2 separate regions of the Mus musculus genome follow, and region 1 is linked to region 2. Evidence: chromatin loops called from intact Hi-C (ENCODE). Cell type or tissue: left cerebral cortex. All regions are shown on one strand. Each heading gives the region's core, and the rest is flanking DNA. Links, peaks and the distances in the headings are about the cores only. Region 1 overlaps Nme7 (NME/NM23 family member 7). Region 2 overlaps Nme7 (NME/NM23 family member 7).

Region 1 (5,382 bases), core at 212-5,211, 62 kb after region 2:
CTCTCAGATGACTTTAGTTCATATCAAGTTTATATAAAACTAGCCAGGACACTGGCGTATATCATTGTCCACCATGAATGAAAGCTATAGATATTTACCACTCATAAAAGGGGTTATAGAGGCTGGAGATGTGGCTCAGTTGGTACTGTGCTTATCACACAAGTGTGAAAGCCTGAGTTTTAAAACCCACGCTAAAAACTGAGCATGGTTGTAGGCATGTCATTGTGCACTGTGTAAAGATTATCCTTGTTTTACTCAAATGCTGACTTCTGTGTCCCCATATCCAGTTGCAGTCCTCGCTCTAAAGACTGTCCAGGCTCAACGCTGTGTAAACATTGCTCTCCAATTTTTCCCTGATTGGTCAATAAAGAAGCTGATTAGCCAATGACTGAGCAGGAAGAGAGAATAGGGATGGACTTCCTCCCTGCCAGAGGAGAGGGAAGGAGAGAGCGGAAGTGTGAATTTACCATGTGACAAGGGGGCGAGGGAGTCCAGGAGACAGCAGAAGAAAACAGCTTGAGCAGAGAAAGCCATAACATGCAAGTCTCTTGGAGATTTTGGCTGGGAGGCAGCCAGATTAGCTTAGAGGATTAAAATAGAGCAACATTGCTCAGCTCTTGTGCCCCTAAAGCTTGTTAAAGAACTTCATCAGTTCATTCTCAATTCTGAGAGCTAGCTGGGTTCAGGGGGAAAATGAGAGAGAGAGAGAGACAGAGAGACAGAGAGACAGAGAGAGAGAGAGAGAGAGAGAGAGAGAGAGTCACTGACTTTTCACAGTCAATCTTATGAGAACAGGAGATGCCTCTTAGTCTAGTACTACAGGGCTTTCCCAATTTTATAGTTGTCCTTTGCTCGTTTCCCGTGAGGCAATCATTCTACCTTTGGCCCTTCACTACCTGTGCACTAATCTCTACCCTGGGCTTCAAGCCACCTCAAGAATTAGAAAGGAAATGTAAGGAAGGGTCAAGGAAGTTGCAGAAAGAAATACCCTATTCTACCGGGGCTACCTACTGTACAGATATTAAGCATTAAACTATTTTTGTAGTAGGCCTTAAAATAGCTTTACTGCTTTTTTTTTTTTTTTAAGCTAAGTAGTTTCTGGAACTTTTAAGCATACAGTCTTAACTTTCAACAATTATCCTTAATGTTAAGTGCTACCCCAATAAGTACACAAGTAGAGATAATATCTTTCAAATACTCTATCCCTGAATAAAACACAAAGGAAAGAATTAAAATTTCATTACCAACATATTTAATCTATTCTCAGAAAGCTGCAACTCATAAATGTGGACAATGAAAAGTAAAATGCCATTTCATAGCAAGGGAAATCATTTTTCAGAAGAGAATCATTATTAAGTCCATTTTTGGTTTTGGTTTTTGGTTTTTCTTTAAAGCTTGCTTTTTAGCTGCATCTCCAATTGGTTCTGTTTCTTTCTAAACCAAAACTAAAGAAAATCAGGGTGGCAAGCAGTAAGGAAAGAATAATAAAAAGGTACATGTGGGGGTATCTGCATGTGTGCGAGAGAGTGTGCAGTGTGTGTGTGTGTGTGTGTGTGTGTGTGTGTGTGTGTGTGTGTGTGGTGCAGCTACTGGGAGGTCTTTAGGTCACAGCTTAGAAGGGCTGTTAGGACTGCAGACCCTTTTGTGCCCTGAGGTAAACAGCTTCCTCTACCACTCAATATCCTTCATAATGTGTTCTACTGCAGGGACCCAAAGCATTGAGCCAAAAAAGTCACGGAATGAAGGCTGCAAAACTCGGAGGTGAAATTAACCTTGCTCTTGCAATGCGTAAAGAGATTTGCTCAGGGATGCAGAAGACACGGAAATGAGTAAGACAGCAAGAGAAGAATCGTCCCCAGGTCCTATCCAGTCCCGAATTTCTGGGTTTTGGTATTTAAATTTATCTTAGTGGTTGCGCAGAGCAATGAGCTTCAGTGTTCCATTTTCATAATGTACCTCCTTGACCTTCACTCACAGACCGAGCTTACCCAGTCCCTTCCTCTGTCCCCTTTCAGATGAGGCTTCTGTCCCACCCTGCCCCAGGTCCTCCTGCAGGGATCTGCCCCAGTGGAGCAGTGCACTGCCCACTCCGTCCCACTGGGTTGTCCTTTTTGTTTGCCCACACATTATAGTTGACATAATTGTCTTTTAAAAATTTATTTTTAGCTAATATATAAAATAATGTGATTCATGGTGATATTTTTGTTATAGTCTGCTATTTTTCACACCCCACCGCCCTCCCTAATCCTGACTCACTTCTTGTTAGTCCCTTTCCCTTCACCCAGTAATCTGTTAGCTTTTATGACGTGTATATTTTATTACAATTTCTCACTCCCCAACTCCCCACTCTCTTTAAACTTCTTCCCTCCATGGTCCCCTTTCTATACTCTATCTATCTATCTATCTATCTATCTATCCATCCATCCATCAATCCACCCACCCACCTATCCATCTATCTATATTCCACATATTTAAAAAAAAAACCCACTTGATATCTTTCAGTAATCTGGCTTCTTTCACTTAATGTAATGATCTCCAGGTCTGTCCACTTCCTTGCAGATGTTAGAATTTCACTCTCTATAGCTGAATAAAATTCCCTGGAGCAAGCTACTTCTTGCTTTGTGATTTCTGATGTTCTGATCGCTCTCTCCTTGGGGCAGGGTCTATTCTCTGTTACCTTGCCTATCTCTTCTGTTAAATTGCCCTGAGGCAGCTTCTCATCATCATCTCACCCAAAGTTTCTAGAACTTCCATTCTTAACTTGAACTGTCTTTGATCTTTGTTATTTGGTTTTTTTGTTTTTTTGTTTTTTTGTCTTTTTTGTTTTTTTTGTTTTTTTGTTTTTTTTTTTTGAGACAGGGTCACATGTAACCCAAGCTGGCCCTTGACTCCCTCTGTAAACTAATATGATCTTGAACTTCTGATCTTTCTACCTCCACTTCCCACATGCTGGCATGACAGAAACGTGCCACCACCTCCAGTTTTACACGGGGCTAGGTCTCAGGCCTTTGGGCTTCATCTTTGCTAGACAAGCACTGCCCCAACTGAGCTGCTTCCTGGCATGCACTGCTGCATTTCTATTAATCACGTACACTCCTTACTTCTTCTGCATATCTACTGTTACCATAATAATTCAGATCATTGTTGTAGTAATTAAACTTTTATAAGTTTTAGCCCCCAACTTACACAAGCAGGATAGCAAATAGTTGTTCTAACTTAAGACAGGATTTCCCACCTTTGGATCTTTCTCTATACTCACTCCTTTGATTAGCATTTCTCCCCAGTTCATCTAATTGGGGTAATAATTTAATTCAGTTTTATCAAGACAGAACAAACCCACAAAGCCTTCAGTTTTGCAAGAACTAACTTCACCGTCTCCCGGGTTACCGTGATTCGTACCAGCATCATGCTTATGCTTAGGAAGAAAACCTTATGCTCAAATAGTCTTAGGTTTTAGTGACAAATATAAAAAGCAGATAGAATGTGTAAGAGCTTTATCTCTGCCACCCACCCATCCAAACAGTCACCTCCTAAGACTACAGATATTGCTTCAATATTCTAATTAGGAACCAATCCCTGAATCAGTACCAAAATATTTTTAATGTTATAAAATTATATTAGGTCGCTGGAAAAACTATGTTGTGAAAACATGACCGAGGAGAGGAAATCAGAAGTTAGTGGCCAAAGTCACAGGCAAGGTTTCAATGGAAAAAGATGGCCCGGCTGTTCTTACTTCTCTTTCCTGCTGCCCAGCTGGCGGGCTGTGTATTGGTCCCCATAGTCAATCAACACCAGCTGTCGAGAAAACACATTGACTTTGTTGCCTATAAATAGATCTTCCAGGCGCAGGTCCTCATACTTGGTCCGCTTTAAGAAGGTGCGACGATTCTTTACATCATGCTAGAAACAGACACAGTAAGAATACTTATGAAGAACGTACGCCTTACAGAGAAAAGTCTCCAATTGATTTTACAAAAGACAGCTATATCCTATTACTTTATAACTACGTATATAAATTATATTTTATACTGTGAAGCTTTATTTCCAATCCAATCTAGTGATAAAAGTTTGTAATTAAAATATATATTTTAGAATATCCTAAATAGACCAAGTTATTTCAGTAACTCACCAGCTATGAGTGACAGAGACAGATTCTCATATTTCTTTTTATGTACACATCCCAATCACTAAAAAAAATTGTATTTCCTTTAAGAGATGTGTATTCATGTGTGTCTCCCTTTCTGTGGGTAGGTACATGTGAGTGAAGGTGCAGAAGTCACTGTTGGCTTGCCAGCAGCTGGAGTTACAGTTGCTGTGAGCGGCTCGGTGTAGGTGCCGGGAACCAAACTTGGGACCTACAAGGGCAGCTAGCACCCTTAACTGAGCCTTCTCTCTAGGCTCCAACCCCAACTGAGCTGACTTTTTAAAGTGATTGCCAATGAAGTGATGCAAAGAAAGGGACCCTCTTAGAGCCTCTTTAATTTGACATTTTATACAGATACCAACTTTTAACCGTAATATTTATGACTATGATAACCATTTATCTGTAACTACTTATCAAATATTGATTAATCCCAAAAAACAGTTGTCCTACTTCATTTTGGGGTCTCTCTATATATCTACTTCTATATATGTGTGTTATATGCAAGTGTGCATCCCTACAAACATACATGATATAGGAGGTTGCCTGATGTCTTCTTCAGTCATTTCTCACATTATTGTCTTAACACAGGCTCTCTCACTGAACCTGAAGTTTGCTTTAAGTTGGGTCAGCTGGCCAGAGAGCTCCAGGGAGCTCCTGCCTCTGTTACTCAGGATTGGAGTTCTCACAGGGAACAAGGCCCAGCCATTATGTAGGTAGGTGCTTAAGAGTCAAGCTCAGGCCTTCACACTTTTGCAGCCAGTATTATTTCCAGCTAAGAGATCTCTCTAGGCCTGTTTGTTTGATTGGAGACAAGGTTTTGCTATACAGTTCAGGCTAGCCTGTAACTTTGGAATTCCCCTGCCTCAGCCTTTTAAGTGCTGAAATTATAGTCCAATGTCACCAAGCGTAAGCTGTTCTTATATTTTTAATGTAAAATCTTGCAAAAATACTTCGGTTAGAAATTTTCAACAAGGCTGGGTGTGAAGGTGGACATTTATAATCCTAGCTGAGATTAGACCAGATTGCAAGTGAGCAGCCAGATGGTATTATGTGGTCAAATCCTGTCTACCACGTAACTCAGAAAAATAAAATAAAATTATATATATACATACATACATATACACCAGCACAAAGTTATCTTCCTGTGTTGGTATATTACTGAGCACCAAGAAAAAGAAATCCAATAAAATATCTCTACAGAGTGATTGGATGCTCCCACGATGCTGTGCATTAGTGTG
Region 2 (5,382 bases), core at 321-5,320:
GGGGCCTGGGGATCTGAACTTGGGTCCTTACACTTGAGTAGCAGATAGCTCAGATCAACTTCCCTATTTGGGCATTGATGATTTTGTTCTTCTGAAGTTTGCAAACCAGGGCACACAGGGCTGCGAAGGCACTGAGAACCCTGAACAGTAGTTCCATATCTTTGAAGGAGACATGCTCAGGGTCTCTGACTTCATATAATGTCATTGATATAAAATTCCATGTGGCACCACTGTGAGATGGGGACAATCAATCAGACTAGCATTAGATTTTAAATGCATCTAAGTGATTTTCCAGCTGTGATATTAAGACAGATTTGAATTCTCAAGAACTAAGGTGTCTTCTGGTGCAGGCACATACTTGAGCACTATAAACATCAGATTATGTTACAGTAAGTCATCGTTCAGTGCATTACTACACTTAAAAAATACACTCTGCTAAATTGCATTAATGCATATTCTTTCTTTGCCCACCCTTCTCTCCCTCTGTCAATTTTCCTTTCTCCTCTTCCCCCACTTCCTATTTCTTGCTGGGTATCAAATCCAAGAATTCACACTTGCTAAGAAAACACTTTATCACTGAGCTCAATCTCACTGTTTTATTCACGTTGAGACATTGTTTCACTCAACTGCCCAGACATTTTTCAAATGTGGAATCCCCTTACCTCAGCCACTCCAGCAGCTGGGATTACAAACCTATGCCACCTAATGTCTAGCTAATTCACATTCTTCCGTATGACCCTGAGGCACATGACCATGAGGCAAGAGGCTCACACGGGGATAAACTGTTCCTCACAGCTGCACAATTGTGTTTGTTTCCTTGGTTACATATTTTCTAAAGTGGAACCATCGTGCTGGGACTGTGGATGTAGTTTGTGATTCTACCTAGTTGAGTAGCTGGGGCAGGATAATCTTAATCTAAAAACAATGTATTACCATTTTATTCTATGTATGGATGTTTTGCCTGCATGTATGTTTATGTATCATGTGCATGCCCGGTGCCCATGGAGACCAGAAGAGGATGTAGAGATGGAGTTGCAGATGGTTGTCAACCACCACGTGGGTGCTAGGAATTATAGTCAGGTCTGCTGAAGGCCAGCCAGTGCTCTTAGCCTCTGAGTTGTCTCTCTGGCCCCAGGGATCAGAACCTCGAAGGCTGCCTAGGGTTACAGGGTGAGTTCAAGACCAGTCTAGATAACTTAGGGAAACTCAGCTCCAAACTAAGAAAGCAAAAGGAAGGCTGGAAAAGATTAGTGGTAGGCACTTGCCTACCATGTGTAAGAGCCTGGAATTAGCACCTAGTAACACACACACACACACACACACACACACACACACACACACACACACACACACGAGAAAGAGAGAGAGAGAGACAGAGAGAGAGACAGAGAGAGAGACAGGAGACAGAGACAGAGAGACAGACAGAGACAGATACTGAGGGAGTAGAGAGGGGGAGACAGGCAATCGTGTTTAGAACGTGTTAATTATTCCTTTAATGAGAACATTTAATAAACCACAGCATGTTAATTGGATAGCTCTGATACAAGTCGCTGCCATCAGAAAACTGGTTTTCTTAGTGTCTTCCTTAACAGTTTCCCTCCACCATCACAAAAGAACCTTTCCTCAGGGGTTACATTCTAAAGGCAATGTTATCCTCTTCCCAATGGAACTGTAATTTGTGACTAGATTAAAAAGGTAAAATAACCCATTCTATCCCCTCATTCTCTACTAGATTATCTGATCTCTTTTTCTCCACCAAGCATCACCCAGGGCCTATTAAAAATTCATTTTTTCTTTTATACAATTGGAACAAAGCAGTCATTCTAAAAATAAAGGCCAACTTTTGAATTTCAATATAACTGATTTATCTTAGAAAACCATAGGAAAAGCGACTTCCAAACTGCCACTCAATAGTACTTGGATGGAATCCTGGGCAAGCCCAATCCAGGCAACCCATCCTGCTAGCTGACACATGTCCTGTCCTAGATCAACCCTATCATCGTCTCCCACTTCCTTCTCAGCCACTCAGCAACTCAGCTTCTCTTTGATTCACTGTTGTCCAGACACTCAGACTAGATAGCACAGGCTATCTCAACATGCTAAAGCCCACAGTTCTATTCCAATTGTATTCTTGCAGTTCTCATGAGTCCTTTCTGGTTTCCTGGCTTCTCTGGGCCTAGGTAATCCTGTTTCCAATTCTATCTCTTTTCCCTGGAAATTCCATAGTTTCATTTCTGTTTATGGCTGAATGGAATTCCATATCATGTCTGCAGGTTTTCATAATCTATTCATCTGCTGACGGGCATGGGGGCTGACTCCTTCCTTGCTACTATGGAGAGAACCATGGTAAACATGAACGTGCGGGTACTTCCATAGGCCATAGAGTTCTCTGATCACCTGCAAGGAGCCGTAGGGCTGGGCCATGAGGGAGATCAACCTGCATGCTTTCGGTGGTACCACACTGCTTTCCACAGGGGCTGTCTCGCTTTACACCCCCAGCAACAGGGAAGGAGGCTTCCTTCCCCCTGATGTCTTCTCCAGACTTTGTCCTCATTTGTTTTTGGGTGATTGGTAAGCTATGCTATAGAAATTCCTATTTTTAACTCAGTACAATGTAACCATTTAAACATATAACTGTTTCTATATTGGATTCTGCTTTCCAGTGTAATTAAGAAAGCGATTTGACATACAACAATTCAATAAATTCTCAAAATGAATTATTCCCAGCACTTGTGTGAATAGACTGCTGGTTAGCTAGCTTCCTTTCCTTATATCCTTTTTGGTTGGTTTGACTCAGAGTGCAGAGCACAGAAAACAATATGTTTAGCAAACAAAACTCCCTGTGTAGGGGCAAAAACTTAGACGATAAACTTCTGTTTGGTGAACAGACATTCATTCTTAATAGAAATTCCTGTGTGAGCTGCTTCATGCAGGCTCTGCAGAGCCTAATGTGTTAGATGTGACAAGAAGAGGACAGAGCTGTGCACTGCATAAGAGCAAATGCTGCACACTGCGGCTCCCCTGCTTCCCATCGCCCCAGGTTAATGAGGACTCTGAATACCAAGTCACTCTTTTGTATATTAATGTCCACTGGGAGTGGGCATCCATCTTGTTACACAGAGAAAAGGCAAAGGAAAGCATGAAATAGTTTAAGCCACTCTCCCTCCTAACACTGTCACAGTTTTAGAAAGAGCAAAATAAAATGCATCTTAAATGGGGTGTTTTATGTCGATTTCAGCATCTTCACCCCCAGAAATAGATTCAAAGCAGTAATAAGAACATGTTCCAAAGCTCAGACGGAAGCTCAGTCTCCATGGCTACACAGATGAATAAGGAAATTAGCAATAGTGAGATGCTGAGCTAAGCCCTATGCTGAACACCCACACAGCCTCTTGCTTTGTTTTGTTTTTCGAGACAGGGTTTCTCTGTGTAGCCCTGGCTATCCTGGAACTCTCTCTATAGACAAGTCTGGCCTTGAACTCAGAGATCTGCCTTCCTCTGTCTCCTGAGTGCTTGGTTAAAGGCCTACACCAGCACACCTGGCTTTTAGAGTTTAATAACAATGTTATATATTTTTGTATGTGTTACAAACATGTGAATGTGTATGAATGTGTGTACCTGCGCGCCCAAGGGCGCATGTGTATGTAAACATGTGTGTGCATGCACATGGAGGCTAGAGAATATGCTTGGGTGTTAATCTTCAAGAGCCATTACAACTACTACTTTTTTTGTGAAGGGTTTCTCGCTAGCCCAGGAGCTGATGAAGGAGGTCATGCTGCCCAATCAAAGATGGGTACCTGTCTCCACCGCCCTGTCCCTGGAATTACAAGAGCATGCCACTGAATCTTACTCTTCTTTTTTTTTTTTTTTTTTTGGTTTTTTGAGACAGGTCCTGGAACTCACTTTGCAGACCAGGCTGGCCTCGAACTCAGAAATCCACCTGCCTTTGCCTCCCGAGTGCTGGGATTAAAGGCGTGTGCCACCACGCCCGGCAAACCTTACTCTTCTTACGGAGTTCTAGGGACTGAGCTCAGGTCAAAAGCACTTTCCTAATAGGGCCACTTCCCCAGGCCTGCAGAAGCATATTTAATACTGTTAGTGTAAAACTTAATTAAGTAGCTATTATACAATATTAGTTACTGGATGGTTTTAATCTTATTTTATAAATATACTAGTTTAAAGCCAAATTACAGTGTTTATTTCTGAAAAGGAGAAAAACAAGAATGGTAATTAATTTTTGTTTTCTTGAGCCAAAATAAGTGTTTATTTCTAAACAGAAGACCAAGAATGCATTATGAACTAACCAGTACCCCGGAGCTCTTGACTCTAGCTGCATATGTATCAAAAGATGGCCTAGTCGGCCATCACTGGAAAGAGAGGCCCATTGGACACGCAAACTTTATATGCCCCAGTACAGGGGAACGCCAGGGCCAAAAAGGGGGAGTGGGTAGGTAGGGGAGTGGGGGTGGGTGGCTATGGGGGACTTTTGGTATAGCATTGGAAATGTAAATGAGCTAAATACCTAATAAAAAAATGGAAAAGAAAAAAAAAAGAAGACAAAGAATGATAACATGGGTAAATATGCTTCTCTCTGTCTCTATCAGGACAGAGATATCTCCCTTGATTTTTGCTGTCTGATTTCACTTGCCAGGAATCTGACTCAAGGGGAGATCTGGAAACCAGGGGAAAAAGTAATACAAAAACCACGGAGGCCAAAGTGGCTCACTCCAAACAGCACATGGCACTCACACTTTCTAGGAGGAAAGCAAGCCAGATACTCTTCTCAAAGCAAGCAGAAAATGAATGCAGTCCCATGCATGCTTTAAGACGGGCAGGGAGGTCTTCAGTAAGCATAATCTCCTAGGAGCATCTATAATGTATACTCTACATGGGCAGAAAAGGAAACGCCGCTCTTCCTTCTGAATGAGGAGCACGTCTTTCTTGCTCCTGGACACTCATTGCTTGCTGAACTCTTACTGCCTACTTGATAGGACAAAAGGTTTCATAGGATGCACGTAAGCATCTACTGATCCTCCATCTCCAAAAGATATGTTCAGGACTCCAGCAGATGCACGAAGCTTGGATATTATGTTTCTCATACAGACAAACTTTGTATAAAGTTGATTTTACCAAGCGAACACAGTAAAACATTATTAATAAGAATAATATAAATGTACTAAATATTTCTAGAATTTTCCATGTACTGTTTTGGGCTATGGCGGACTATGAAAAACAAACTGCTGAAAGCAAACTTGCAGCTAAGGGAGACGGCGGATGCATAACTCTCGACTTTGAAGTGAGACCTTATTTGTGGGTTCTAGGGTTTATTGGGAAAACTCTTTGTCCTTAGAACCACACTGCCCTGAACAGAAGCAAAAGTTG

Evidence for each region. A loop is a pair of places that touch in the nucleus more often than their neighbours do. Peaks named below come from ENCODE experiments on the same cell type or tissue, not always from the same donor. Only the 100,000 strongest peaks of a DNase experiment are listed, where the experiment ranks them.
Region 1: a loop joins it to region 2, with 1.9 times the contacts of the local background. A loop is called at or near these places in 2 of 42 quality-filtered maps.

Annotation. Positions count from the first base shown.
Region 1 is chr1:164,331,130-164,336,511 of GRCm38, reverse strand. It overlaps Nme7 (NME/NM23 family member 7), which reads right to left. Exons shown (of 14, transcript NM_138314.4): 5 at 3,734-3,900. Among named protein-coding and RNA genes, the nearest start is that of Nme7, 26 kb to the right of the region's middle. In left cerebral cortex, for the core only: no CTCF peak of the experiment used is centred there; DNase peaks (open chromatin) are centred at 2,136, 3,409, 3,746, 5,145 and 2 more places; H3K27ac peaks cover 361 bases.
Region 2 is chr1:164,393,220-164,398,601 of GRCm38, reverse strand. The region is part of intron 12 of Nme7 (NME/NM23 family member 7); the gene reads right to left. Among named protein-coding and RNA genes, the nearest start is that of Gm39690, 23 kb to the left of the region's middle. In left cerebral cortex, for the core only: no CTCF peak of the experiment used is centred there; DNase peaks (open chromatin) are centred at 2,054, 2,396, 3,301, 4,725 and 1 more place; H3K27ac peaks cover 2,003 bases.